Regions from separate parts of the Homo sapiens genome. Here regions 2 and 3 are each linked to region 1. Evidence: chromatin loops called from intact Hi-C (ENCODE). Cell type or tissue: heart left ventricle. All regions are shown on one strand. Each heading gives the region's core, and the rest is flanking DNA. Links, peaks and the distances in the headings are about the cores only.

Region 1 (10,478 bases), core at 2,844-7,843:
TTAAGGGAGCAATTCTGCTAGTGTTTGCAATTTGGGATTGGAGGCAAGCTGCAGTTAAACTTTATAGAGGAAGCAGAGATTAGGTGTTTCCAGAACAAGGTAGGCGCTGGCAGGCTGAGGTCATTGCTTGTTGGAAAGTAATGCCCCACTTCTTTCCTCCTTGCACTCTGCGAAGCCCCAGGTGCAGTAACTGTTTTACCAGGGGCCGGCAGAGAGACCGCCCCGTCGAGGGCAGGCAGGCCTGGGACGCCCAGTGTGGCATGGGACGCCAAGTTTAGTGGGTTGCAAGACCCGGGGTAAAGTTCTCCATTAGTAGAAAGCATCTTGCTGAGAGCGCCGAGAGAAACATTCATTCATTCCAAGCGCTGGGCGTGAGCGTAGGACTCCACTTGATCAATCTTACACAATTTTCAAAATAATGAATAAAAATAGAAGAGGGTGTGCTACCTTCTCCTCCACCTGCCTGTCTCCCCCTTGCTCGCTTGTGGGGCCAGGGTGAGACTTTTTAGCAGGCAAGAACTCCCCACCCCATCTTCACTATCACACTCGCACACACCCCTTCGAAAGAGGCGCTGTATCAGAAGGGAAATCTAAGGTACTCATACTTCAAAAAATTTCGGGAGCCCAAATCTGGCGGGCTTCATTTCTCGTCTGCAGCAACCTGGCACCCAGAAGTCGCGGGCGCTTGGCCTCGGAGCTCCTCCCGAGACCTCCTGCGTCCGGGTGGGGACACAGTGATTACTGTCCCTGGCAGCCCGCGGACTTTCCCAGTTTCAGAGCTTTTAGGGGAATTTGAGAGCAAATAAATTCAATTCTGCTCTCCATCGCCACCCACCCGGACCACGGGGATCTTCCACTGCAGGCCCTGAGAGGGACTGGAGTGAGGGCGGGTGCAGGGACCGAGCCTGAGGCGCAGGAGCTGCTCGGCAAGGTCACGACCGCGAGGCTGCAGGAGGCGGCTGTGGAGCGCTGCAACCGGGCGCCGCCCTCTGGCTCGGTGGCTGACCCCGCGCCGCGCCCCCTTATCTGTCGCCCGCCTGGCACATCCCAAGGGGAAGGAGGGGGCGACGCGGCAGAACCGATCCTTACTTTCGTGGTGGCAGCTGAAACCCGCCGGGCTCCTGGGCGAGTTGTCCTGGATCAGATGCCCAACACAACTGAACTTTAAATAAACGGGTTTCCTGCGCTGCCCCCTCTCCCTAACGGCGACCTGTGAGAAACCTTTGTCGCCTTCCCTTTGCGTCTTTGAGCCCCGGGAACCTAGCCCGGACGGCCTCGTTCTCCACATTAATTCGTGGTCCACCAGTTCAGCAGCCTGTCCTCTCAGCTTCTTCTAGGGTGGCTTATAATGAAGGTAGCAAGTTCAATGTTTTCTTGTTTTTTTTTTTTTTCCTCCTGGAGGGAGGATTATGTGAATTTAAAATCTCCTAGGCATTCAAAACCAAAACCAAAACCAACCAAACAAAAACAAAAAACAAACATAAACCAAAAACAACAACAGCAACAAAAATACTGTCTTCACTTAAGTGGATAGCGGAGTCAATCCAAGCCTTCCTTGGGCTAGTCTTGCTCAGACAGTGGAGTTCCTGAATCTTTCAGGAAAACAGAGCCCCTTTCACCCACTTCTGGAGGGGGACTTAATAAGACTGCAATATATTACCATGTTTAAAACGTTTTGCAGAAGCAAGATTGCCTAAAAACGACCTGCTGGCGATACACGGGAAAGCAAATCCGCTTACAGAGAGGGCCCGATCTGGAGGAAGAGGGGAGAAGGCAGGACCCAGCCCCAATTAAAACCCAGCACTTTCCAATTTTCGAAACACAGCACTCAATGCTGTGGGGCTACAGGATGGAGTGGTGACGGCCCCTGGAGCTGACAGGTTGCAGACCTTCCGGGCTGTTCTTTACTGCTTACTGGAAGTCTTCAGACTTCTTTTGGAGTAACCGTTCCCCTTTTGTGTTTTGTGGGCATGTGTTTGCACCCTGAATGAAGCTTGTCCCCACACTTGAAGTGGATAGCTCTTGTTCTTTAACTGGCAGTGAGTGGCCCTAGAGTGGGAATGTTAGTGCCAGTGCAGACTAAGGTGTGTGTTTGTGCCTGGTTTGTTGTCTCGGGGAAACCACCACCTTAATTGTTTTGTGCTCAAGGTGCCTGTGTTTTTAAAGTGAACTCAAGGGAAAAACTGCAGAGTTTGCAAGTTTTGTGATTCCTCAGGCCAGGAGAGCCTGTGAAGGTCTCGGATCCCGGTATCTCTGGGGCGAAAATCATTAAAAGTATTTTGTGGAGAAAGCATAGCTTCCCAGCTTCATGAGGATAAGGCTGCTTTCTGTAAACCTTCAAACCACAGTGCACCAAGCCTCTACCCTCAACCCCTCTTCGAGAACAGAAATGCACTCCAAGCATTTCTGGTCTTCTTGTGGTTACCATGCCATTATGTAGCACCACCTGAAACTATCTCTTTGAATACTGATTCCAACTTTTACAAAGTTTCTTGCCCTTTTTTGCACCCTGATAAGTTGTACTTGTCCTATGTGTAATGCAAGCTTGCCTCTGAGCCCTTGACCTGCTGTCAACCCCGGAATAGGGAGTATTCTAAAGGTTACATTTTCGTCTTAAGGGATAAAAATGTTGCTTTCATCCTGTTTACCGAGGGTGCCCAGTACAAAGTGGGCAAAGTGGTAGGAAATGCGGTCTCTGGGCTTTGCCAGTGTCGGGAGGATAGTTCCAGCATATTAGTCCCTGTCTGCTTAAATGCCGACGTTAGGTACCCGGCATGTGATGTCCTGCGGTTGAGCCCTCTTACTCTTACTCATCAGGTCCCGGCTGCAGCGCTGGGAACGCTGGGCACACCTGCCGATTTTAAAGCAGCAAATTCAGTTCAGGCCACCGGGAGCGGGAGGGCTCGCTTTTCCGCTGGGGCTACCGCATGAAGCAAGTGCTTAAATTTTTTCCCTTCACAAAAGGGAAAAAACCATTTTGCTTAAATCTGTTTTTTCTTAGGACGCACTTAGAGACCAGGCCCGCCAATATTCCAGTTAGAGTTAACGCTACCAGAAATATGCAGTGCTTTAGGATTCCAACTTGGGACTCGTTGAAGACCAGAATGTTACAGTCAATCTCGCCTTTCTCTTTTTGTTTCCAACACCCTACTTTCCCTTCAGTCTCTTTCCTCTTCGGTGTTCTCTACCTCTTGAAATATAAAAGTTTAATAAAAACACCACCCTATTTTATTTTTTAAAATAAAAGTTGACACTAAATTTGAGAGCTAGTGTTGCAACTAAGCTCTTCGGAAGTTTACCCATCTGTTCCCCAAACCTTTGATGCCTGTAATGTCAACCACGATTGCTTCTTAAAATTCACTAAAAGAAGTCTTTCAGTAACTTTGAAAAAGTGTAATAAATGCTAATGGGGGGGAGGGAACTCCCAACTCTGATGGATTTTACCTTCTCGGATCAAGGAGCAGGACTCCAAGCAAAAGAATAAACTTTATGTAGTTTATTTTTAAACTATTCTATTTTCAGTAGCGATTTCTCTTCCTTAGCTAAATTACTCAGCTTTGCTCAATTCCACTTTTACCTTTCCCCACACGTCCTCACTGACTCAGCAATTGTCACCGAGTGAGACCCTAGGTAGTGGGAAGGAGGCCCCCACAGATATGCTCCCCGGCTAAAGCGCTCGATTGAAGATCTGAGAAAATATCTTCAGAAACTACAAATGGAGCAAATCATTTACCTAATTCACTCAAGAGCTTCCACGGGAAGGACTCTGGAGGATGAGTGTCCTCCTAATGCGGTGCTAATGAAAAGCCCCTTAGCCGGCTCTCCGGCCGAGCGCCGGACCGCGTCTGCTCGGCGTCTACGGCGGAGCGACCCTGGTTGGCGGCGGCCGCGCATTCCCCCCCCCACCTGCCCGAGGTGGCACGGCGGCCGCAGCGACTCCGGACGCCGCCGGGGCCACTCTCCGGAGCGCCGCCCTGCGACCCCGGACGCCCCCTCCCTGCCCCCACCCACCGGCGCGGGTCTTCCTCCCGCTCTTCCTCCTCCTCACCCTCCCCGGGGCTCTGTGTGGGGGGCTAGGAGGTGACTGGGGACGCTTCCTCGGTCGCGACTCCCGGTTCTCCGCGGCCTCCCGCCCGGGGGGGTTGGGGTTAAAATCTGGGAGTTCAGCTCTGCGGCGAAATCTCGGGTTCCCAGGGAGGGGCCGGAGGGAAGGAAGACCCCGCCGGGAGCGCGCCGGCCAGAGCCGCCCCCGCCCCGCGCGGCCGCTGTCCCGTGGGGAGGATGAAAGCGCAGGGCCCGGGCGGGGCCGCGGCGGCTCCAAGGGGCGGCGAGTGCGGGGCGGGGACTGCGGCGCTCGCGGTGACCGGGCCCCCCTTCCCAAGCCGCAGCTCCTGGCCCTGCAGGTGCACCCCCAGCCCCCTTTTAGGCCCCTCCGTGGAAACCGCCTTCCGGCCCAAGTTCTATCCTTTGAGGCTTTGAACCAGGCCTTTCAGAAGTTTTTAAAGCTGCCCCGCCCCGCCGGCACTCACGGGGGTCACAGTCCCCCATCCCTCCACCTCCGCTACAGCTGCCGGCGAAGCGGGTGCCGGGAGGAAGCGGAGTGGGGGCCAGCGGGCCGGCCCGAGGGTCGGGGACCGAAGCGCCGCCCCGGAGCGCCAAGCTCGGCCCCAGCGCTTGGAGATCGCGCCGCGTAGCCCGACCTCGGAGGAAGCGCGGGCCCGCCAGCCCCTGGAGAGGGGAGGGCAGGGGGGCTGGGAGAGGAAGAGCGCGCGGGGAGGGGGGCATGTCCCCATCACCGAGGTTCCTGCGCTCAGTTCAAGCCAGGGGACAACTTAAATTGGCCTTCAGGGGAGGCAGCTGGTGACCCGTGTCCTCGCCCTCCAAATTCCCCTGAGCGAAGCAGGGCGCCACCTACAGGCGAGCTCTAGATAGCAGGCAGGAGAAAGACGCGCCTGCAAAGTAATGTGGCCCCGTCCCAGCAAGCCTAGCAAGGCCTGTTGTGTCCACAGCCTCCTCTCAGCTGCCTGAGCCTGTACCGAGTTATAGGTCCGTTGGCAACAGCAAGAGCCCTGAGGGCACTCAGCGTGTGCTTTTGGGGAGTGGAGAACTGGGTGTTAATTTCAGGAATTGGGGGATTCCAGTATCAAAGAAGTAGCAGCTCTGATTGGACAGGCAGGTTGCACCCTGACAATTTTGGCTGCACTTTGACTCCAGTATCTCGACTCCAGGCTATTTTCATGGGATGCACTACGTTTCCTTGAGAATAGCTGTGTAACCTTGGGCAAGTTACTTTATCTCCCTGAGTCTCTGTTTCCTCATCCCTCAAAAGAGGGAATAGTGGTACCTGTCTGATAGAGTCATTGTGAGAATTTAATGAGATGATGTAGGTAAGAAGCTGTAGGTGCCTTCTAAGGAATTTTCACCTATTTCTTTTTTAAAAATAGTTTTTAATTATTTATTTATTTATTTTGAGTCGGAATCTCTCTCTGTTTCCCAGGCTGGAGTGCAATAGCGCGGTCACGGCTCACTGCAACCTCTGCCTCCCTGGCTCAAACAATTCTCCTGCCTCAGCCTCCTGAGTAGCTGGAACTACAGACACGCGCCACCATGCCCGACTAATTTTTTGTATTTTTTAGTAGAGACAGCGTTTCACCATGTTGGCCAGGCTGGTCTCAATCTCCTGATCTCAGGTGATCTGCCCGCCTCGACCTCCCAAAGTGCTTGGATTACTGGGATTACAGGCCTGAGCCACCGCACCCAGCCAACTTTCACCTATTTCTAATGTGAAAACCCATCTTTTATTCTAAGAAATCTAACTTGTAAGACTGTTTAGCTTCTTTCTGTTCCTTGAAGATTAGGGCCTTAGAGGAAGTGGGAGAGAGCTAAGAGGTTTCAGTGTTTGAGTAGGAAACAGGATGGGTTATGGGGAGTTTTGATAACTAGCTTATCTCCTCATAGACAACGGCTGTAGGCCGGGTGCTGTGGCTCACATCTGTAATCCCAGCTCTTTGGGAGGCCGAGGTGGGCGGATCACCCGAGGTCAGGAGTTCGAGACCAGCCTGGCCAACATGGCGAAACCCCATCTCTAATAAAAATATAAAAATTACTTGGGCGTGGTGGTACATCTGTAATCCCAGCTTCTCAGTAGTCAAGCAGGAGAATCACTTGAACCTGGGAGGTGGAGGCTGCAGTGAGCCGAGATCACACCACTGCGCTCCAGCCTGGGCAACAGAGTGAGACTCTGTCTCAGAGAAAAAAAAAAAAAAAAAAAAGACAATGGCTATGTGGTGGCTCAAGCCTGTAATCCCAGTGTTTGGGAGGTGCGCGGGTCACTTGAGCCCAGAGGCTGGAGACCAGCCTGAGCAACACAGAGAAACCCATTTCTACAAAAAAAAAAAAAAAAAAAAAAAAAAAAAAGCTGGGCGTGGTGGCCCATGCCTGTAATCCTAACTACTTCGACAGCCAAGATGGAAGGATGGCTTGAGCCTGGGAGGCTGAGGTTGCATTGAGCTGAAATGGCACCACTGCACTCCGGTCTGGGTGACAAGCTAGAACTGTCTCAGAAACAACAACAAAACGAACCAAAAAAACCAAACAACATCTTATATTTGTGGATGACTTACTATTACTATTTACTATTTTTATTATCATTTGCCTCTATTAAATGATTTAATTATCATTTTCACAATCTCATATGGTATACATTATCCCTATTTATTTATTTATTTATTTAAAGACAGGGTCTCTCTCTGTCACCCAGGCTGGGGTGCAGTGGCACAATCATAGCTCACTGCAGCCTCAAACTCCTGGGCTCAAGGGATCCTCCTGCTTTGGCCTCCCAAAGTGCTGGGATTATGAGCATGAGCCATTGCGTCTGGCCCATTATCCCAATTTTAAAGATGAGGAAACAAAGACATGGGGATGCAAGCCATAGTTGCTGTATTTTTTCTGCTTTTAAAAATATTTTTTGGCAGGTCACAGTGGCTCACGCCTGTAATCCCAGCACTTTGGGAGGCCAAGGCAGGTGGATCACCTGAGGTCAGGAGTTCGAGACCTGTCTGGCCAAAACAGGGTGAAACCCTGTCTCTACTAAAATACGAAAATTAGCAATTAGCTGGGTGTGGTGGTGGGCACTGTAATCTCAGCTACTTGGGAGGCTGAGGCAGGAGAATTGCTTGAACCCAGGAGGTGGAGGTTGCAGTGAGCTGACATTACAGCACTGCACTCCAGCCTCGGCGACAGAGCCAGATTCTGTCTCAAAAAAAAAAAAAAATTTTTTTTTTTTTACTCTAGGAGCCCTAGATCTGTATTTCACTATATTTCAGAATCTACCTTTTTTTTTTTCTTTTAGAGTTGTGATCCTGCTATGTTGCCCAGGCTGGAGTGTAGTGGCTGTTCACCGATACGGTGATAGCATACTTGTAGCCTTAAACTCCTGGTCTCAAGGGATCCTCCTCCCTCAGTCTCCTGAGTAGCTGGTACTGAAGACTCAAGCCACCATGTCCAGTCAGAATCTAACTTTAACATTAATCTACCTTTAAGTTTACCTACTGTGTGCTAGATTACTAGATTAGGAATTTTAAATATCAAGTGTCGTATAATTCTCACAACACCTTTGTGAAGGAAGACTAACTTCTGTCATCACAGAAGAGGAAGGAGAGGTTCAGGGAGATCAAGTGAGTCACTTAAAGTCTCATAGAGAAGTGGCAGAGCCAGGTTATGGAGAGCCCAGATCTCCCAGCACACACCCAGGTGTCTTCCACTGCATTACAAGTGGAATGTAATGCATTCCACTTGGCTGCATTACAGCCAAGAACGCACCAACTGGCTCTAGGGTACTTAAAAAAGTTATCAAGAAAGATCAGGCAGAAGGGTGGCTTGCTCGGTACTTTTGCTACACTAAAGATGTGGTAAAAGATGGTGTTTTCAGCCTCAGTTAATTGTAGATTATAATGTTTCCTAGGAAAATATTGATGATGGAAGAAGGGAGCAGGGGTGCATTGGGAGAAACCAAGAATGAGTGAATTTGTAATTTTATAAATATCAATAATTTATATTTATTTTATGACCAAACTGACCAAATGTCATTTTAGTGTATACATTACAATGAAAAGTTTAGTATAATCTAGCTATTGTCAAATCCTGGCATCTAAACTATAGTCATAGAGCTTTGTCGATCTGGTTATGGAAATTATTTACAATAGGTGTTTTTGTATAGCAAATGTTTTTGCTGGTCTGTATCCATGTAATAGGAACATTTTATGATGAAAGGACTGGATTGTTCAGGGAAGCAAATTATGCTTCTTTCAGGAGTGTTGTTTTGTCATTGTGCAACAATTACTCATTAGTTCCCCTTCTTCTTACTTACCTAAGTAGCAAACCAACCCGTTCATCATTCCTAACCAGAAAACGCCTTTCCATCCCCCAAAACAACTGAACTCATCAAAAGGTGTGGAGTTACTGATAGAAGGGTTTGAGTTGGGCATTGGATGTAAAGGTGTGCATTCCATCTTCTTTCTCCCACTGGGTCCAGCCATGATGCTTTTGCTTGCCAACACAATATCGTGAGCTCAGACTTTGGCAATTCATCTCTGGTTTCTTTACACTGAGAGTGTTTCTAATAATATAATAGATTTTCATTTTGAAACAGATGCCACAGAGGATTCGTTAGCAGGAAAACCCTACTGTGTAACTAACACTATAAAGTTACCAAATGTAAGGTTGGGTGGTTAGATTGTTAGCTTTTGGGGACCAGTTGGTAATTAGATAAGGGGGCTTTGTAAAGAAAAACCAGTTGAAACCAACACATATTAATGGAATGTATTTTGTATATTCTACACTGTTCTAGGTGCTAGGTGCTAGCAGAAATATGGAGAAATACAAGAGTATTTCTCCCAACATTTGCATTATTAGTTTTAGGGTAAAATTTTCTCCCATTCTCCCATTTTTCAAGTTCATGCCTTAGTTTCGTTATAATAAAATCATGAGGATAATGTTCAAAGAACATATACCCTAGCTCAAACATTAAGCTGATAAATTTTCTTCCTGAAATTACTATCTTCATTCTAGAATTTTAATGTTTCTCATTTCATCATCTTCACATAGCTAGGGTGACTTGAGAACAGACTTTAGGACTTCCATGTCATGGAAACACACATTGATTGGTGTAAGAGTGTGGATTGGATAGGTATATTTCTGGAAACCTTAGCTACTTCTTTTTGGTACCATTTCCCAAAAATGAGCAATCCAGGGCTTTTTTTTGGTAAATAAAGGGCAGAGCTGTGATCCAGTCTATAGGCCACTTTGGTCATTTATTTATTTTGACACAGAGTCTCGCTCTGTCACCCAGGCTGGAGTGCAGTGGTGTGATCTCAGCTCGATGCAACCTCTGCCTGCTGGGTTCAAGCAATTCTCCTGCCTCACTCAGCCTCCCGAGTAGCTGGGATTATAGGCATGTACCACTACGCCCGGCTAATTTTTGTATTTTTGGTAGAGACAGGATTTCACCATGTTGGCCAGGCTAGTCTCGAACTTATGACCATTCACCTGCCTTGGCCTCCCAATGTGCTGGGATTACAGGTGTCAGCCACCGCACCAGGCCTATAGGCCACTTTGAAACTCATTACTGTTCTTCATATCACCTGTGTTGAATCAGAGCATTGACCTTCCCAAGTCCCAGTCTCAGTACTTCAGAATGTGGGTATCTCCCTGAGTCAATTGCAGGGCACAGGCTGTTCTGTGTAGTTTCAGCTTTGGGAAAGCAGATACTTATTACAGTGAAATGACTTTTTACAACAGACAGGAATAAGATTTGCTTAAGAAGCTGAACTGCTGCTCTTGATCATGGAGGATGGAATGTTCAGTAAGGGCCACTGGTGAGAGTCTAATAAACTGATATTACTTATTATTGACATTAAATGGACCAGTCTCATGGGCCGGTTACTCCGAAAGTCAATTACCGAAGCCTGTAGTAAAAACTCAGTGTTTTCAAATAATTTAGAGGCTCCAAAAGGTATCAGTAAAACATGGACTGCTGAGTGTCTGAGGCAACAGAGCTGACTGAACATAAACAAGATGGGCATAGTCACATATTTATTTGAAGAACTCCTGAAGATGCCCAGAGCCTAGGGATCATGGGAACGATTCTGAAATGGTTGAAAGAGAAGGAGGGGTTATATCAATACCAAAAGTATTTAGGCCCAAGGACATTGTCTCATTTAACCCTGTGTAATCCTCACAATACCAAGGCATAATTATCCCCATTTCACGGAGGGAAACAGAGACTCATAGTTACAATTCCTAAGAGGCTTGGATAGGGCTGCTTCTGTGCTAGTCTGGCCCCAAAGCCAGTAGATTATCCGTTAGATTCTGGGCCCCTCAGCCTTCTCAGTCTGGGCTTGATTTACTTGTCCAACTTTATCTTCCAACCGGAATGATTGGCTCTTTTTTTTTGACAACGTCATCTCGAACTTTATTAA
Region 2 (10,478 bases), core at 3,960-8,959, 200 kb before region 1:
CTGAGGCAGTAACTGTGACAGTTTGGACACAGCTTTTCTGTGAAAGACGTCTGCGACCTAAATTCCTCAAAGAGGCCCTGTGCCTTGAGTGAACACATTCACTAGTTCAAAACTCATCTCTTCCATTCCCTTGATTTTTTTTCCATAGGCTTTAACTTAGCTAAATTTAAAAACAAAGCTGCAACACAAGATGAGCTATTGCAATCTCAAAAGTCCCTCAGCCTAAGGAATGAGTGACAGGCACTGCAAGTTTAATTACCCCACTGGGATTGCAAAAACAAACCCATTCTACTCTTCTCAACTGCACGGCAACAATGGCTTTATTAACCCTCAATTGTCATTTAAAAACATTAATTAAAATTGTAACACTTCATCCAATGCTTTCTACCAAATATTTGAAAAGATTTCGGTTAAACTGTCCCAAAAATTGGCTTTGCTTCTACCTTGTTTACGCCAACAACCTTCTTAGGCACAGGAGGTAATTACACTCTTTCCCAATCTCTGTTAGTCACATGTATACAGCACAGATCTCCGTCTTAAATTTAGGATTCCATCCTTCTATTCTAACCAGTGTAGAAGATAACGTCAGAATCCTTTCCCTTCCTCTTGGCAGAACTCATCATTCCTTCCTCTGGCTCCCTACACCCTGGTTACTGAGAATGGGACTCAGATCCTAATTCATTTCTCTGTGTATATAACTCCCACGTGCCTTCCCAACAAGTTATAAGCCCTTGAGGGCACACAGCTCGTACTTGCCTAAATGAAGTGCTTGCACATAATATATGTTCAATAAGTGAGCCTTGAATGGAAGAACAGAGAGGGGAAGGGCCAGTCCGGGCAAGATTTTAAAGGAAGAGTAGAAATCTATCTCAGAGATGGCTTATAGACTTTTCTATCTCCTAGCAGAAACAAAGTCCAGTTACAAAAAAGTATACATTTTTCAATTAAGGCTAAAATTCCTAAACTGGCTACACATTAGGGAGCAAATTTCTTCTCTTTATCAGGGATGGGCAAAATGTGTCATCTATGGTCATAATAATCCTAATTGACAATGTAATATTTGAAATATAAACCAACAAAAATTAAAATTTAAAGAAGTGGATAGACAGTTTTCACAATTCTTTGCAAATTTTGTAGGAACCAGAGTCTTTAAAAACATTTCCTGGCCAGGCATGGTGGCTTATGCCTGTAATCCCAGCACTTTGGGAGGCCAAGGCAGGTGGATCGCTTGAGCTCAGGAGTTCGAGACCAGCCTGGGCAATGTGGCAAAACCCCGTCTCTACAAAAAAATTAGCTGGGTGTGGTGATGTGTGCCTGTAATCCCAGCTACTTAGAAGGCTGAGGTGGGAAGATCACTTCAGCCCAGGAGTCGAGACTGCAGTGAGCCATGATCATGTCACCCCACTCCAGCCTGGGTGGCAAAGTGAGACCCTGTTTCAAAAAAATAAAAAAAAAACCACATTTCCTATTATCTGTAGTAGGAATCCATTAGTTTATAGTCAAGTTCTGTTTAATGTGAATCCTGTTAGGTCCTTACTATAGAATATTTCTATAGTATGTGACTCTGGGCTTCTGCAGCAATGGTTTCATAATTGCTGAAGACCCCTTAATATACATCAGACAGCAAAGAACACTTCAGTACACATATGAGGAAGTAAAACAACCATGTTGGGACTAGTGTGTCTACAGGTCTGCTGTTAATGAGAAGAGAAGAGCAACAAAAATAAAGACATCAGAAGTTACATCTATAGATGACTGCAAATACAATATGAAAAAGTCCTTTTGGTTTTCATTGTAGCACGCATTTAAAAAGATGGGTCTAGAAACTGTGTTGAAAATGTCAGGCTGGCAACAAACTCCAACATGTAGCCTGTTTCCACACCCTATCTCACTCAACTGAATTGCTTTTATCTTTGGCATGATGTATACACAATCACAGATAAAATTAAATTCTTTTAAAAATCTGACCTGCAGTTGAGAATGCTGTTTCCAAAATTAGCCAAAAGTTATGAAAATGGCTTATTTTTATGTATCTACATTTTATTAGATGCTATTTATTAACATACTACAGGTATATTCAGAATATCAATAAAGTGATGTGGAATTGTGCAGATAATAAAATAATACACACTTTCAAGGCACATAGTATACATGATAAAAGATGATGAACTAATAATAAAGATTAAGGGTCCAGGATTACATCCCTGTAATCCCAGCACTTTAGGAGGCCAAGATGAGAGCATCATTTAAGACCAGCCTGGGAAACTTAGCAAAACCCTGTCTCAGGAAAAAAAAAAAAGAAAAAAAGAAAAAAAAAAAAAAACAGCTAAGCATGTAGTCCTAGTTACTCAGGAGGCTGAGATGAGAGGATCACCTAAGTCCAGGAGTTTGAGGCTATGCTGAGCTATGATTGTGTGCCACTGCACTCCAGTTCTGGCAACAGAGTGAGACCCTGGTTTGAAAAATAAATAATAAATAAACAAAGATGAAGGAAACAATATTCAAATAACATGAGAGGGGAAAAAGCTTCACTTACGAACTCAGTAGAGCTGGGTGTGGTGGCTCACGCCTATAATCCCAGCACTTTGGGAGGCCAAAGTAGGCAGATCATGAGGTCAGGAGTTCGAGACCATCCTGGCTAACATGGTGAAACCCCGTCTCTACTAAAAAAATACAAAAATTAGCTGGACATGGTGATGTGTGCCTGTAATCCCAGCTACTCGGGAGCCTGAGTCAGGAGAATTGCTTGAATCCGGGAGGCAGAGGTTGCAATGAGCCAAGATCATGCCACTGCACTCCAGCCTGGGTGACAGAGGGAGACTCTGTCTCAAAAAAAAAAAAAAAAAAAAAAAAAACAACGCAGTAAAAAATATAAAAAACAAAATCATGACTGGAGACAATTCTCTACCTCTGCACAAACATGCTTATCCTGCTACAGAGGACTAGTTAACTGAGCTGAGACAGCACAGACACACTTCTCTCACATTCCCACAACCTATTCTTGCCTCAATTCTCTGGGTACCTGAGGTAAAACGCAGCTAAGGATATTGGGTTTTCCTCTGGCTGAATAGAGGAACCGATCTTGAAAAACATAAATAAAAGAAACTAATTATTTGCGAATTTGCTAAAATAGATGGACTGTAAAACAACAAAACAAAACAAAACAAAAAACCCAACTGGTAGTCCTTTAATTATAACACTTAAATGCAGCTCTAAGTTGAAAGGTTTTAATTTATTTACCAAATTTATGAAAATGGTACATCTTTCTCTCAAGCCTTGAAGTTCTCGTCCCAGGCTGGCACAAGCACACACACATGCAGTGCCATGTGTATGGCACTGTGAGTGAGTCTTTTTGGGCCCTTACAACAGAGGGTCCTAAATAAATGATACAAGGATCATTTACTGGATCCTTGTATTTTGCTAACTACAGACCTGTGTAAACCATATTCTTGCAATCAAAACATGAAAGTATACAACATACAAGCACACAAACCATGACTGTTAACTTTCCTCTTTCTGTATTTCCCTTTTGACCAAAACATAACAAATAGCAGTATAAAGGTAGAATCTGGGCTCAGAAAATTCTCACTTTCTGGTTTAAAATGAACAACACTTAGGGACTAAACCAAGCTCGTCCAACCCACGGCCCAGGGGCCACATGCAGCCCAGGACAGCTTTGAACACGGCCCAACACAAATTCGTAAACTTTCTTACAACATTATGAGATTTTTTTTTTTTTTTTTTTTTTTTAGATGGAGTCTCACTTTCTCACCCAGGCTGGAGTGCAGAGGTGCGATCTTGGCTCACTGCAACCTCTGTCTCCTCGGTTCAAGCGATTCTCCTGCCTCAGCCTCCTGAGTAGCTGGGATTACAGGCACGCACCACCACACCCAGATAATTTTTTTTGTATTTTTAGTAGAGATGGGGTTTCACCATGTTGGCCAGGCTGGTCTTGAACTCCTGACCTCACCTCAAATGATCCACCCGCCTTGGCCTCCCCAAGTGCTGGGATTACAGGCGTGAGCCACCATGCCTGGCCAACATGCTAAGATTTTTTTGCGATTTTTGTTTTAAGCTCATCAGCTATCGTTAATGTTAGTGTACTTTATGTGTGACCCAAGGCAATTCTTCTTCTTCCAATGTGGTCGAGGGAAGCCAAAAGATTGGACATGCCTGGACTAAACGATATGCTAGGTATTTACAGAGCTAGAAATACTTCCTAGTGAGCTTACATTTGGTCTACCCGAGGGCAGCCTAGCAGCGGCCACATTAGTTGACATGGGAAGCTTGAGCCCCAAATTAAAAATCAACAAGCACAAGATCTGTATTATACAACAAAGTACCGAAGTTTTCATTTCTGTGATATATAAATTGTATGATAGTAAGAATCCTATGATCCCGTGTGAGGTGCCAAGAAAAAAGAGGTATCTTTTCTACTTAGTTTCACAACTGCCAGTCAGGTGCCAAGGTGACTTGAAGACCAAAACTTCCCACCAAAACCAAACCCTAGTTCTATTTCCACTATGGAACACAATAAAAATCTACTCGTAAAAGATTTTGAGTCTCCCACAAAGTAACATACTTTTAATGTGACCACATTTCAAACAGTTTACCCATCACAATAAGATCTGAAATACACATGGCATGTCTCCTTAGTCTGTTTCCCTTATTACACATGTGGTTTCCTCTTTCTAAATTCGGACTTATGCCCCATTTTAGAAGGTCAGGAGAAAGTAACGCATAATGCAAAAGTATTTCAAGCAAATCATATGATATCTGTACTTGATAATTTCTCATGGTTTTACACCAAGAGAATCACTGCATATTGAAGATTACACATTTTTTAAAAGCTAGAACACTGAGCCTTCCTTTCAGACAATTCAAACAAGGAGCGTATTGCTGACACAGCAACACTGTGGTCTCAGACTGTGGGAAATGTCAAATTTATGGTCCTGGGGGTGATTGGTGGATGGTTTTGTGGTGTGTATGGTGTTTTGTTTTGTTTTGTGTGTGCTTTTTCTTTTCTCTTTTGAGTCTCTGACAGAAACAGAGCTCTACAAACTTTCTGGCGACCTCCCAGGAAAACAGAAGGAAGCTGTATCCTGTACTTCCCCTGGGATCTAATGAAATATACAGCCTCTGGGCTTCTTTCAATTTGGACTTTCAGATCGCTAAGCCAGTGAAAAGGGGATCCTAGCTGTCACAAACGTCACATGGTCAGGGTCACCTGCTGCTCGGGGGTTCTCATGCCAGTTGTTGACATAATAAGCCCCCCTTACACTTTAATTACAATTCACAGTGTGCAAACTATGCAATCTGCTTTAAGGCAGACTGTCTTTTAAATCAACACTAAAATTCTACTACTAATATGGCAATGCAATGTAGCAGAGGAAGGGTGTGTCCACATGACTAACTATATGCAGATATCTGCCGTTTGGGAGACAGTGGGTAGCATTTGCCAAAATATAAAATGGTGTTGCTGACCCCAATTCTGGGAGATGGTACTTGAATCTTACTGTGCTCTGAGACTTCTTTCCATAGGCCACAAAAAGGTAATGCAATATACTTCATGTGTAGCATTTTACATTTGTATAACTACTATTTTTTTTCACATGGCTCCATAACTGTTCTATGTACTAATCTTGCCTATCCAACAGAAGGAGTGTTGAAGAACAGTGAATTTCTACTTCCCTATTTCTTCCCCTTTAAACCTAGGGCAGTGCCAGTGATGTTTAACACATGCTTCTAGAGTTGTGTCAATGCTCTATCATTTACTGGATCCTTGTATTTTGCTAACTACAGACCTGTGTAAGCTATATTTTTGCAATCAAAACATGAAAGGTCATTTTAAAACAGAGCCCATTTAAAATGATATGACAATGCAGGGAGCTGTTTAAAAAGTGCTAACACATAATTATAGTCTACAGTTTTCTCCAAAAACAACAGTGGAAATTAGTTACAATTCTATTACAGACAACTGCTATAAACTTAGGTGGGCTAACCTCTGAATGAACTATCCCAGTACTCTGGGAATTGCAATCTCATTTTCAGTGCCACAAATGACGTAAGATGGAACACACAAAACAAACCCACACAAAGTACTTTATGTTTATGAAGTCTTACTCAAACACCTTAGCTGAGCTAACCAGTATGTCTCACTGTAAAACACCACCACCACCAGTAACAACAAAATAAATAATCAAACAAAATAGAAGAAATCCAAATAGAAAAAAAAAGTTTTAAAAATAATAATGCCTATACTTGCTTTAATGAAGGATGTACCTGAATTACAAATGCCATCATGACAGATTAAATTAGCCAATAATTAGTCACTGCTTTATTTTTTTTTAGTGTCAAACAATGGTAGATACCAAGACAAGTAACAACAAAAGGCAAAAGAGTTTATTTTATTTAGACGTGGTCATTCTAACATAAGGAGAAGATGCATTTTCCTTTCAAAAATTGAGGTCTCTTTGGGCAAACTTTCAGTCCTTTGGCTATTAGGGTTTGTCTTCATGAAGGCAGACATAAAGCAATTCTGTTCTCTTCCTTATTTGAACACTTTCAGTCTTCACCTGGCTCTCTGCCACCCCAGCTAAACCACTTGACCTCTGATTACATAACAGTCCCCATCTGTGAGCTCAGCCATCCTCAGGAGATAGGAGGGGCCATGAGAAGCTCAAGTTCACCATGAGCCACAGCAGTAAGCCATGCTTTAGCCTCTGACCTGTGCTCCAATTTTGGTACAATGATTTCTGCCATGTTCTCCAACAGGTAAGCTCTACCTCAAGGACTAACTTCTGTACCTGTATTTGGTCAAGTGCCCTAGCTCATCTGGAACTGGAGATGTTGACTTGCTTTTCCCTACCTGCCTCCCAAGAACAAAATTCTGGCACGGAAACCCAGGCTAGCACGTGGAGCCCTATGACCCACTGACAGACTTCTCTGACACTAACCTTCTGCCTGGATTACTGTCATCTGCTTATGTTCTCTATTTCTTGGTTCTGTCCAACTTTTGGGACATTGAACTGCCAGTTAGACTTCCATGTTGTATAACACTCCACTAAGCTTACCAGCCAGTGCCTATACTCAGAGCATTTGGAACATGGCTGGACTGAACTTCTTTATGGAACTTCAAAACTACCAATCCCAGAATATCAACCTTCACGTAATTTCAGGTCCTGGCCCTTTACACATCTCATCCCAAGATATAAACTCTATCTGCCAATTCCCTTTTTTTCCCTTGGTAGGTAGGAAACAAAACATCTCTAAAACTCTGTAAAGAGTAGGAATACAAAATAGAATAGAAGTTACCTTATCCAGTACTGTTAGGGCCAGTTGTTGATTGGTTAATTTGAAAAAATGGATGAAGAAGATACTCATTAATGAGACATATGCACCTTAAACATTTTAACTTTGAGCATGTGTATGTACATTCTTTGGCCAATCTTTTTATGCAGAGGCAAAAATTTAAATTTAATAATGTCTGTTAATAATTGGAGCTCCACAGCATCTTTCTTATATAATGCGTATCTATAATGCATCATAAAAGATTTCCAGTTCCATTTACTTTAAGTAGTGGGAGAATTTAAAGATATTTCTAAAATAATCTAACAAAACTCTTATTTTTACAACCTTCTCTCATCTTCTGTAGTTATCTCACTGACATGTAATCTGACAGAAATTTTTGTAGCTTGCCTTTACTGATTCTTTCCAAGGCACTGGGTTAGTTTCATAGAAATAAAACTTTTCCATTTTGAACTTGCATGCCATTGGTTCACATAAATTTAATTAAATTACACAATGGTGATACAAATAAGACTAGTATAAACAGGTCCGGAATAACACAACTGACGTGGTAAGCACACAACTGGTAAAAACAATAGTGCTAGGATGTGGTAGTAGGTAACTGTTGGCCATGAAAATTCAACATGCCAAAGGAATCAGTATATTACAAAGAAAACAAAAAGTCTTGGTTCATCTTGCAAGCTGGTTAATACAGAGTTTCTACTATGAGGGTCTATCCAAAGAAAATATAATCCAAATATACATTGAATGGATATTGTGAGTAGGAATTGATGTTTGATGCATAATGCTTGATGCTGTGATACAATGTTGAAAAAGACATCTTTCCCAGCATTCTGGTATAGCTCTAATTTCTAATATCAAAAAGTAATTAGAAATAATTATAAGAAACTCCTCATTGGAGTTACTGTATTTTAAATGGTAACTGAATTGATACCTCTATCTACCTGCTGTAGGAGGCTTAATATTCAAGTTGATCTAAATATATTTAAAGAACACGAAAAATAGTCAGCTTACCTCCTAATACAGTATTTTCAAATTCTGAACTCTATTTATATTTTTGTTATTTTGTATCGTTACTTCTGTTTTCATTAAATACATGATTGCTGAAGCAGTTTTTAAAATTAGAGGCACTGTGTTAATACAAAAAATCAACTGCCATTTTAACATCACGTAGTCTGACAACTGAAAACAATCACATAACAGTCATAATTTTTCAGTATTTTATGATTTTTCAGGTTATGTAACTATCAGTTTTCACGTGATTGTACTTAAGATCAATCTTTTAGCAATAAGAAGCCTTAATCTCAACCTTCTGCTTTTTATCAGTTTACTTATTATCAGCTTCAAAATAAATGTATGACATAATTGTGTTACATATATGACAATAATGATGGTCACAGTAACAGCTAGCATTTATTGAATGTCTAGCAATAAAAATAAAGTGATTTATATATACATAACTTTCCCAGCAACTTTTGCAAAGTAAACATTACCATCTTCATTTCAGGGTGAGGAAACAGACAGCACTAAGAGAAAAAGCTGGAACTCAAAACCAAATTAACTCCAAACTTAAGTTTTCCCACTTCGACAAGGTGTGTGTATGTACGTAGTAAAGAGATCACGGAGTTCCCTTTCCAGTGAAATTTTTATTTGTACGGATGCATGTGTATGTAGGCATATGCGCACACAAACACACACATACACTTTAGTTAAATCAATTTCATATGCAAAAGAAAAGTGAGCCAGGGCTAAGTTATTAAAAGAAGCCTTTGAAGCAGAGAGTGATGATGTGTGAAAGACATACAACAAAAGTTTATTTAAACAAAGAACAAGCACAGAGGGATGGGACAAAAGTGAAAATAAGAGAAATGAAGGCTCTCCATCTTTTTTCTGTGTCTATGGATTTCTCATACATAGAAAAACAAAACAGTAAGAAAGAGATGTATGCAGTTTATGGAATATCCAAAAGTAAAATTAGTTTCAGCTAGGGCCCAGATGAACTCAACTCCACACTGATTTTTCAACAAAGTTTTTCTATGTGAAACACAATCATGTTATCCTGTAGTAAAGTCCTTGATATTAAACATAATTTCTTACTTCTAAGAAAAAACTCGAGCTATGATTTTAATAAATATTTTTATAGTATCTTTTTCAATGTCATGTTATGAAAGCAAAATTTTCAAGTAGGCTTCAGAAAAGAGATAGAGCCTTTTTACTTTCATTCATTATGCTCTGTAGAACATTTCAATATCCAGTGTACATTTCAACAGGCACTAAATTGGCCCATAATTTTCTTACAATTCAAATTTTTGTCTGGTCATCTTAATTAAAAGTGAAAAATTTGGCCAATCATACAGAAATTATATTCATGACACATACCATGTAGATCATATGGAAGTGGCATGGTACTTGTAAAAATAAACATTCCTCTTTTAGCAAAACAAAGAGCAACATTTACATTGCTCTTGGGGAGCAGAACAAAAAGAGAGGCCAAAAAGTTGCAATGGAGAAAGGTCTTCCAATCTAAAGTGAAAACTAATTTTGTCTGCTTGCATTTAAGTAGACATTATAAAAGTCTTACAGAGACGCCATGCTTACAGAAGGCATTATTGCCTTTGAATATAAATGAAAGCACATTTCTAGCACTTATATTATTACAAATATTGAAAATGGCCTCCAGAAGCTTTTAGCAATGTACGCTTTGTCTTGTTTCCAAAGAAGCAATCCAATTAAAATGATCATTTTCAGCATAGAGGACTAGGACAATGAACCGTACCTTGCACCCAGCATCTCAGAAATACTTTGGGGAAAAATTTATGGAAAATAGATTTGAAACTTCCATATGCTTTCTGTGCACTTTTACTAACCAAGCATAATTTACCAATATTTTCCTAGAAAAGGAACTGCATGTGTTTTTCTGCCTCTTGCAGTAAGTATCCATCCATGATTATTCCAACCCATACCATGTTTGCTTCCTTGAATTCACTATGTCACAGTGTATCTTGTGTACTCAAACTGTCAGCAGGAACATGGTAACGAATATTATTCTTTTTTTCTTTTTTTTGAGATCAAGTCTCACTCTGTTGCCTAGGCTGGAATGCTGTGGCATGATCTTGGCTCACTGGCTCACTGCAACCTCCGCCTCCCGGGTTCAAGCAATTCTTGTGCCT
Region 3 (10,478 bases), core at 653-5,652, 200 kb before region 1:
TTTAAGTTGGGACTGCAGTAAGGGGCATCTTTCACAAAGAAACGTTTTGGGATTACCTTTAAATAACATTTAAATCCCCTTCATTAATTGTCTCAGAGCTCTCCGGTGCAACTTAACAATAGGAAGCAGCTGTGCTCCAAACAAAAGAACACACAGCTCTGGGAAGATGCCACCATTTGAGAAATCACACATCATAAGGAAAGGTTGTTACTTCTAATTTAGTTCTGTGGACCAATTCAAGTTTGGGGGTTCCAGAAAGCCTGAAACCCTACCTCTCAGGGCTGTGTTTTAATATTAGGGAACTGTCTAATTTGTGCTTCAGGAAGTTCTGTGCATTTTTACGAAATCCATCTCACCGAAGCCTTTTAGTTAAAAGGCTTGCGTAATTGTGCACACAGATAAAAACTGCACTCATGATATTACATATTTTACTGCATTCTCCCTTGAATCTATCTGCCCATTATTATGGTTAATTATGCAGAGGTTTGGTTCTCTAGCTGGAGGGACAGCTAGTTGAGGGTGAGCTAGTTGAGGACCTTTATTTTTTTCCCTGCACCTAGTTCAGTAGCTGACATAGAAGGGCTTGGTAAATGCTGGCTCAATTAGATTTTTCAGAACTTTCTCAGACTAATGTTTGCTTATCACCGCACACATGTACAAGAACTACTTGAAACTCTTGAAAAGGAAATTTAGTCCTTTAAGGGTTCAGAAATAACAATGAAAGATAACATTCTCACCAAAAAACAAAAAAGCTCAAAACCAGGAAACACTTGATACAGGAGCTCATGAGAATACTTATTCTCTCATTTATTAAACTAAGAAAGTTCTCAGGATCATGTTGGCAGTAGACCATTTCTGGCCCTGAGATGAATGCCCTTTTTCCAAGTTAAAACCATGGCCCAGCTGTGAAATAATGATGGCTGCAAGGAACCCAATGGTGGCAGCAAACTCAACTCAAAGGCCCAATATTTGTAGGCACCAAACAGACAAGCCAGCAAAACAGGAGTGGTGACCAGATGTCAGCAACGGCCCGAGGGCATCCCTCTCACCTCCCCTCACACATAATGCTACTTTCTTCCCCCACCCATTAAGTGTGGCATCAAGAGCAATTACAGCACACCCCCAATGGACCGTGCCAGGTGGGGAGCTGTAACACCTGTCACAAGGCCTGCATGACATTAACGAGGACCCAGAAAGTAGCTTTAATGAGCTGACCCTGCCACAGATAGAACCTAGTGTGGTGTGGTGTATGCTGTGACTGTTCCAAAGATACTGCTCCCTATACGAAGAACCGGACCAAACACATACATTCTGAAAGCCCAGTTCTTCAGAGTGCCACTGCATATCACGAAATGAAACATGAAAGTCTGTGAAGTACACGTTTCACTTGGTGTCAGCTTAATGTTTTGTCCATCTGGAAATCCTTATCAATGGCATTCAGGTGATGAACTTGGGTTGTGTCTTGACACTCTTTTTGTGATAGAGTTGTAACTTTGGGAGTTGTAAGCTCCTTTTAAGAGAAGATGCATTTCTACCCCATCTAGCTCTTCCCAGTGCCCAAAAGCCAAGTACATGGCAGATGGCTGGAAGAATGAATGCAAAAACAGATGATGTATGAAAATTACTTAATGCTTACAAAACTTATCATGAGACAAACGGTCAAAAAAGTAAAATGGTTAAGAGACTGACAGAGCTCATTTTGGTTCACGGTCAACATTTACAGGTAAAGGGAATGAGTTCAGGATTCTTGAGCATCCAAGACACTGGCCTGTAAAAAGTCATACAATGCTTAGTCAACTTAATAAAATCACTAATATGCTAAGATACTAAGGCTACTAATAAAGAACTACAGACGAACCAGTGAGCCAATTTCACATCAGGAGCCCAGCAGGTGATGTCTAGGAGTAAGTACTCGGTACACGTTAACAATGATTATACTTCTGATTGCAATAATTAATAAGAGATATTAGCCTAGTGATTTACAATGTGTCCTCCATAAATCAGTCATCCCACCTTTGAAGGGGATATTATGGACAATAACGCAAAGATAGTTGCTTCCAGATTTTTTTTTTAAGAGTTGGAAGGAATCTGAGACATTGTTTTAGTCTAATCCCTTCATTTTTCAGAAGAGGAAACTGATGCCCCCAAAAGATTAATATACTGCATCTGAAGTCATGCAGGGGTTCTGTTTCTCTTTCTGCCTAAAGAGAACCATAATACCTAGCTTCTATCAACCCACACTGTCATAGTAAATGATTATCAAGAGTTGCATTTTAAGTATACGGCATAAAGGTTAGTACAAATCCAAGATAACGTTACTTTTTCAAAATAACGTTGATGAACATATCTACTGTTAATTCCACTCCTAAAACAACAATCATTACTACAACTATATTTATGTCTTGGCAACTTTCCGAGAGATCCTGGAAATGGTAATACTTGTAAAGGAGTTCCAGTTCCTCTTTTTAAACAGCATTATTATTAGATCTTCACAACAGGATAACTATATTTAAATACTAAGTAGCTTATGATTCATATCTTCGAAATAAAATAGTTCACTTCCATATGCAAAGCTTGTCTTCAAACTGTGGACACATAAAGCAGCCACTAGAAAATAGTGGTTTTTAATTATGTGCCGGATTTAGTTATTTTGATTCTTTGGGGTTCATATAGGGTTTATAGGACTTCCCTCAGTTTATGGGGTTCAGACAAGGCTCATAGTGAATTTCACCTGGAACTTTTCACATGGTTTGAGCATTAACCAGGGATTGAGTGGTTTATAGATCATCCAAAAGAATTTCTGTCTTGGACTCTTGCCGTGAGCTCTAAGTATTTAAATTCCAAATGAATTTATATCACAGAATGACTACAAGTTTTTAGTAACTGTTTCTATTTTCTTATTTTTGCTATTTTAAATGAAAACCATGAAGTAGATACACAGAGAGGAGAATGTGATAATCCAAAGTTTTAAAAAAAACAAAAATAAAAACCTAAATGTCTTGATATCTATATATTTAACAGTTTACAAAGGACTTTCATATATTAACTTAGTGGATACTAACCACTGACCTTTGTAGAATATAATGAGATCAGTATTTATCCTAATATTATCTCACTCTTTACCTACGTAATTATGTTTTCTAACTGAAAGATTTATGAAAAATAATAATCAATTATTAATAGAATTTATTTTGTGAACAAAGTGTTAAAATCATTTTTATAACATTTTTTCCCCTGAAGAACAAAAGCTTCGACCATAATATATGGAAAACATTTTGTTGCCTATAGTTAGGACTTTGAACTTTGAAAATTTACTTTATATTTATGGAAATGTTTTCAGGGGATGTTATAATGAAGTTTTCCTGTGTATACGATGTTTAAAGAGTTAACACAATGAATGAATACTTACAAAACAAAAACCATGCCCCTCAATTTAATTCTGCATACATAATCTACAAGATTTCAGGATGGTGTCATAGCTTTTAGTTAAGAAAAACCCATCTAAATTTTATAGGTTGAAAGTTAGCAAAAACCCAAGTATGTCCTCCTCATACTAATGCATGAAATGCCATTTCTGCTTATATTTTGAAGACTCAAATTCATCCCAGCCATTTTTCTATACATAATACATGTTTGAGTTGGACAAACCTAGCAAGAGGACATTTAGTTCCATTTATTTCAATCTACTGAAAGTATTTAATGAAGAAAAAAATGTTTAAATCTCAAATATATCTCAGGGAACAGACCAGCAATTCATATTGCTCAGTCTACTTAATGGTTGACAATTTAAATCTAGACAGGTAGAAATAAAATTTTAGCATAATTCCCTGAAGTCTATTAGGTGTGTACGTAGAAAACGCATTTATGTGAAGTAAATTATTATGCCATTTAAAAGGAGGAGGATGATACTCTTTTGTTTGAGGAAAAATTCAAGATTTAGGCCTCTAGCCAGAACTCACAAATAATCTAGGGTTTTTAAATAATCAATACCAATTATGAAAACACTGTCACATTATTTGAATCCTACTTAAAAGTAAATAATACTCTTCTGAGAATGTCTGACCCAAACCCAGGTGACCACAAGGTACTAGATTATTTAAGTCCATCATTTGTAACTTATAACCATATAATTTAACTCACATATACATTCAAGGTATACAACAGCTAAACCCCTAGCCCTTCAGTTTCCCTACACACAGCCTCTCTCACCTATCCTGGCAGACCCAGGCCTCTGGCTGTGAAGAAAACCACAATGTGGGGAGGAAAGCCTACAAAAGAATGAAAACAGACAGTGTCTAAGGCCTTGGCAGAAGGACACTAAATAAAATAGAGAGTGGTGACTCATTTTGGCAGTGAATCCACCTCAACCCCTTCAAAGCCTTTGGCAAGAGTCCTCAGAGGAGACCCCAGCCTTTTGCCAAGCCACAAAACACCACAATTATTATCGCAGCAGTCATCAACAAAACAGATTTTGTAAACTGACTTGTTGGCACATAGATTAAAGAAGCTATAAAAAGGAATAACAGCTGTTTGGGTTGCCCTATGCAGAAAGCTACTATATAGAAAGTAAATTTTATATTTCAATACATACTTGGGTAGACACCAGCATACACATACACCCCATGTACTAATTACACGTGTATGCTACGTAGAAAAGGGTAAAATGCTAAATATACCACCACATAAATTTAAAACACAAACAACTCTTTTAAAGTAAAATACTCACTTTGGAAGGACTAATAGAAAAAATTTCCTAAAGAAAAGATTTCTGCAGTTCACTAATTTAAAACACGGACTGTGTCTACAACAGCAAAATGAATAAAGTTTCTCTCAAAATACTAAAAAGTACTATGCTTTTTCATATAAGCAAGAATGGTGATGTGGGAATTTGCAAAAATATGCCTTATTCTACCTACGTAAACACTGCCTGATTGGCATTTTATACTATAAATCTAGAATTTTGTCATGCTTCAGGCAATTTGAAAAAATTCTACTTGCTTACATACTCATAACTTGTTACGAATAAGTAAAAATGACATATTTTAAAATGATTTAATTTTTGCCTCAGCTACAACAACGTTAGTCATCTGAATAAATCATCAATGAATATGTAATAGAAAAAAAACAACAAAATTGACAAGTAATAATCAGTATTACACATTCTTAATCTGAAGATTTAAAATGCACTATGATTTACTGTAATGAGGTGTGGACTCTTGGTTTTCTAATTTAAAAAGAAAGGTTTTATTTGAGTTCCTTGTCACTAACTTACAGTACAATATGTAAGAATTGGCAAGAAAGACTTTTAATTAAACTATTTTACATTTGTAACATGTAACATTACAAATATACTCTGGAAATATGTAAGAAGGGATCTGCTACACACCTTGCATATCACACATTTGCCCTGCTAACCTCTAAATGCCTCCATAGCTTTATGTTGAAATTTCCAGAACTGAAGCATCTTAATGAACATTGATCTTCTACGCTGAAGGATACAGAGTTCAGATTTCAGCTCTGTCAATAACATTTGGTTTTACCTATTGAATGATTGGGCCTTGGTTGACAATTGCTTACTAGGTGAGAAAAGACTAGAAATAAACATACGAGAAGCTTTGATGGCTACTAACATTGTTGCCTAAATGGCAGGAGAAAATCATTAAAAAAAGGACCGAAAAGTCACATTTCTTGACTACCCCTTGTGATAGAGAATATACAAAATGTACACACCACCTAAGGGCTCCATGACTGAACAAATCCTAAAGCTATAGATTTTTCAAAACTCAAGCTATATAAACTATATCGCTCTATAGTATTATCCCTAGCTGATTCCACTACCAATTGAGATAAAAACAAAACGCCAGTACCTTCATGACAACCAGCCTTTTTTAACAGCTACTTAAGCATTAAATAAAATGTTTTATCACCTAAAAACTATCTTTAGGAATGCAGGTCTCAATCAGAATATAAAACCTAGTCCATTGCTGATATTAAACAGAAGATCTATTTAAGGAATTCACTGACTAAACTAACTGCCTGGAGAAGTTAATTTATCTGTCTATTTTTTAAAGGATCACACAGAAAAATTTCAACAACTTGTGGAAACAAATTCACTTCTAGGTCATTCTTCAAACTACCACAAATCCTGCCATTTTCAACTTAGTTTAGTACTGGTTATTTATATAATTAACCATATCACAGAGTACAAACTGCAGAGGGTTCAAATAAAATTCTTTTTTCCAGGCTTTGTTTTTTAAGTTCAAACTATCTTCCCTTATTACCATTTCCTCAGCTTCTTCTATCTACCTTGGAATCCAAGCACATTATGCAGCCAGCACAATGAACCAACATGCCAGCAGAAGTAGTATGCTCCACCTATCCAAGAATTTTAAAAGCATCCAAGCACACACACTGTCTCCTGTGTAGCCTGGAGATCCCTATTGAGCTCATGCCAAGTGTCTGAAAAGTTGGACCCTGCATCCGGTATTTACACTAAGCTAAAATTCTAATCAGCACTAACAGCAGTATGTTTTAATTCACCCTTATGATTTTATTTCAATCTGCTAAGTACCACAACTGCCAGAAAGCAATTGCTATAAACTTAAGTAAACAAATGCAAAACTAAAATAAATCTTAAACCTGTTGTATATAAAGTTTGTGCCACTTCAGGCAAGCAGTACAAAAAGGCACAGCCCGAAGTCTTAGTTAACGCTCTTCGATCTCATTTAGAAAGCTCTTTGAAAGTATTGCCTTGTCTAGGCTTTTCCCCTTTCTAAAGAATTATTTTGTGCATATTAGATAAGGTAAAGAAAATGACCATGTTATTTTACAGTGGTTTTTCACCTCATGTATTCCCCTGAATAGTCTTCTGCCAAGCATGTGAAACAAGTAGTACGTGGTGACTACTTGAATCTCTGGATGACACTACAGCCACTCGTGCCAAGGAGATGGTGCCAAGTCTTGCATCTTCGGGTTTGTGGTTTTTTTCCTTCCTTTTTGGGTGGTAGTTGTGTGGGGGGAGGGGGTTGGCAGTGGGGGAATCTGACCAACAGATTCTGAGAAGTTGGTCACCATTTTGAACCTGTTCAATGTGCTCAGACCTTGGCAGCCATCTTACAGCTTGGCAACCATTTTGAGAATTTGTTTGGCAAGCTCTCAGAATTCACTGACACTGTTTAAATAGAACGCTAGTTAAAAATAGTCCACATTAAACAATACAATGTGATATCAGGTAAAATAACCCCCAATAAATCTTGCCAACAAAACAATTTACAACATCCTCACTGAGGTAATGATATCCCAATTTCCTTAACTTAAATACATTGCACGAAAGCAGCTTAAAAATCTAATTCTTTAACCCTTTAACAGACAAGCTCTTAAGAAACAATGTCAGAGGGGCACCAGTTAGTAGGAAAGTGGAAGGTATAAGGAAAGAAAGATGGCCAAAAACACAGCCACGATTGACATCAACACATTCCCAAGCACTTTCAAATTCAACATATAAAATAGAAGGGAGAGGTGCTGTCATCACATTCCATCAGGTATAATTCTAGAAAACGATCACAATATTTCAGACTGTCCCACTTCATGTTTTATGAGCTCATGGAAACTCTCTTAAGGAGTCATGCAGCACAAAACTCTCCTTAGGTAAAGAAATTATAAACCAAAAACATGTAATCTTATGAACTGGACTAAAAAAAAAAAAACAAACCCCAAAAGACAAAATTTGCAGGTGCTGATTTTTCCAAAATCAAGAGTTACGTATACAGTTTTCTGACAAAGTGGTCATATTCAACTTCACTCTTTTCCCTTACGTTTCAACATTTCTAACTCAATAAAAAATAAGTTCTGTCCTTGAAAATATTTCTCGATGTCTACAAACCTGAAATACAAATGACAATTTTGCACTGGTGTGACTCTGGCATCATTACCAGACCTATATAGTTTTGTAGAAAACTGAATTAACCAAAATGACAGTGGGTGATAATTTTATAACATATGAAAAAAGAAAATTACAATCTAGTAATTTGAAAATATTTTTTGTCCATACTGAAATAAATAACACTTTCATGTATACTTCAGTATCTTCTCTTCAATATTATCAATATTTAATATCATGTCAGTATGGGGGGAATATTTACGATTAAAAAAAAGACCCCATTGTGTACGGTTTGTGGAAAAAAAAGTCTAAATGAGCTAGCCTGTGAACCTACTCTTATAGTTAAATCATAAATACGGTGATAAAGCCTAAAGAATTTTGAATCTTGTGATGTTAAAAGACAAAAATTTACAGTCATTAAATAATGACTGTTATTTTTGTTATTTGAATTTTAATGCTTTTGGGGGCATGATGGATACCTGACTTGTATTCTAGTTTCAATGGTGATATAACTTACAATGGCACTGAAAAAGAAGGCTAAAGCCATCCATTAATAACAATGTTTCCACTACTGCAGTGCTTTTTACACTTGAAAGCTGAATTTTAAAATTTCTATTGAAATTCAACAAAGAAAACATTTTACTTCACTTAATACTATACAGAGTGAAACAATTAGTTAAACCATGATCGAAATTAGAACATCACGTAGAAAGACATTATGCTGAAATGGATCCATCTGAAGTCTTTATACTATTAGATGTCTCTTTATTGAATGACAGTATCTGCAGAGATATGACGTAAACCATGCTAGAATAGTTTGGAATGCATTGATAAATTGCTCTATCGATCTCGTTCTGCTTCACTTACCATAATTATAGCACAGTAATGAAAGACATGAATGATATATTTTCACTAGAGAGGAAACCCCAGAATTTGCCTGTTTCTTTATGAGATTATACCAAATCCTTTCAATTAATACAGCATAGTTGATATCTAACACTATCTGATGAAAAGACACCCAATTCTAGTGTTCCTTCTTAAATATTATTGTTCAAATATTTGACAATTATTTCGAATAATATATTAAGTGTTTAAAGACATAGCATTTGCTCCTCTATAAGATGCTGTTTCAACACAATTTTATACAAACATTATTTCACTCAGAAAGCTATCTTTTGAAACTTTAAGCCACCTTACAAACACAATTTTATCACCTTATATTCATAGAACATGCTAGAAGTTACCCCAAAGTTTTTCAAGGATAATTCTAATAAGAGTTATTATGTTGAAGAAGAATACATATTAGAATGAAAGATAGATAAGCAACTAAAAATATTTTCAGAAGAGAAAATTAATGATTTAATGTTATCTGATAGTCCCGATAACGAGATTTCATAGAAAAGACTCAAAATAAAAATAAACACTTTTTAACAGACATCACTTATAATAATTATTCATTATCCATAATTATTTGGTATCCATAAAAGTAATCATTTAGTTTCAAAGAAACCAAAATCTGCATTAAAACCACGCAAGCATTAGAGCTGTTGTTGTGCCACTTTATTCTTCGTGATATTGCCATTCTAGAGTACTACTAAGAAAAGACACCAGGTTTTCCCAAATGGATACATTTAAAATTAAAAGTGTCATTCCAAGTTATGCAAAAGGAACGTGAGAAATCCTGAACAGGATATAACTGAGTCTTAACAACTTACAGCAAGATTGGGATTGCTTTTATTTTAAAATATTCATTAATGAAAATATTTCATTTTATTTGCTTTTGCTGTGAAGAAGGAAAATAAATATTGTAAATTTTTCAAAGAAAAATCAATTTATGGAAAAGAAATTCCCCCAACAACTAAATGGTATAAAAATTGATCTATTCTTCCCTTCTCAAATTACAAAGGCTATCGTGGGAATAAAATGTAACCCAGGAGAGCTGTGACAGCTATCAAACTTTCCCTGACACATTATAATGTCTGAAGCCCAGACACCAAAGGTTTACATCAGAAAAACTCCAGCATGTAGGGGACAACTCAAAACCAACTATCGACCACGCTATTGATTTTTAGTGGAGAAACCAAGAGGGAAAAGCACCAGAAAAGACAGAATTTCTTTTTTCTTTTCTCATCCTCAACTTAGTGCGCTGCCAAACTTAGGTCTTCTCAGGCTTGAGCCCTGTGAGCTTGCATTGCAGCTAGCCAGGATGTCTGTCTGAGATAATTCAAGCTGAAACCAAGCAGTGTACGGTGGAAGGCAATTCTCCATTGACTTGCAACATAACCTCAGAGACAAATGCAGTTTCTTGACAGAAGGGTACAGGAGACAAGGGAACAACTGCAAAACTAAAACATATAATTTTCTTTTCCGATGATGTCTGAAGATACCGCATATGACTCTGAAAGTTCATAAATTATGCTCGACTCAACAACTGCTAGGAAGCTAGGCCAATCATATTCGAAACCATTTAAATGTAGATTATGGACAAGGTGTTACAGATAGATTTATTTGGAAATTAAGGAGTAACCCACTTACTCCCAAATTCCAAACTAATGACACAGAAAACTCTAAGTTAATTTTTAAAGAGCTAACTTCTTCC

What was found. A loop is a pair of places that touch in the nucleus more often than their neighbours do. Peaks named below come from ENCODE experiments on the same cell type or tissue, not always from the same donor. Only the 100,000 strongest peaks of a DNase experiment are listed, where the experiment ranks them.
Region 2: it touches region 1 in a loop (2.7-fold over the local background); 16 of 110 quality-filtered maps call a loop at or near these places.
Region 3: a loop joins it to region 1, with 2.2 times the contacts of the local background. A loop is called at or near these places in 16 of 110 quality-filtered maps.

The regions. Positions count from the first base shown.
Region 1 is chr1:61,044,498-61,054,975 of GRCh38, reverse strand. No RefSeq gene overlaps it. Among named protein-coding and RNA genes, the nearest start is that of NFIA, 33 kb to the left of the region's middle. RefSeq lists an enhancer at 1-617. In heart left ventricle, for the core only: CTCF peaks have their summits at 4,707 and 4,910 (motif pointing left); DNase peaks (open chromatin) are centred at 2,875, 4,265 and 4,915; H3K4me3 peaks cover 2,415 bases; H3K27ac peaks cover 2,553 bases.
Region 2 is chr1:61,249,707-61,260,184 of GRCh38, reverse strand. All of the region lies in intron 2 of NFIA (nuclear factor I A), which reads right to left. It overlaps NFIA-AS1 (NFIA antisense RNA 1), which reads left to right and starts at 6,667. Exons shown (of 4, transcript NR_104180.1): 1 at 6,667-6,774; 2 at 8,816-8,900; 3 at 10,204-10,237. RefSeq lists an enhancer at 9,467-9,968. In heart left ventricle, for the core only: no CTCF peak of the experiment used is centred there; a DNase peak (open chromatin) is centred at 6,594; H3K4me3 peaks cover 888 bases; H3K27ac peaks cover 2,751 bases.
Region 3 is chr1:61,238,199-61,248,676 of GRCh38, reverse strand. All of the region lies in intron 2 of NFIA (nuclear factor I A), which reads right to left. Among named protein-coding and RNA genes, the nearest start is that of NFIA-AS1, 10 kb to the left of the region's middle. RefSeq lists a silencer at 1,085-1,293. In heart left ventricle, for the core only: no CTCF peak of the experiment used is centred there; no DNase peak of the experiment used is centred there; H3K27ac peaks cover 855 bases.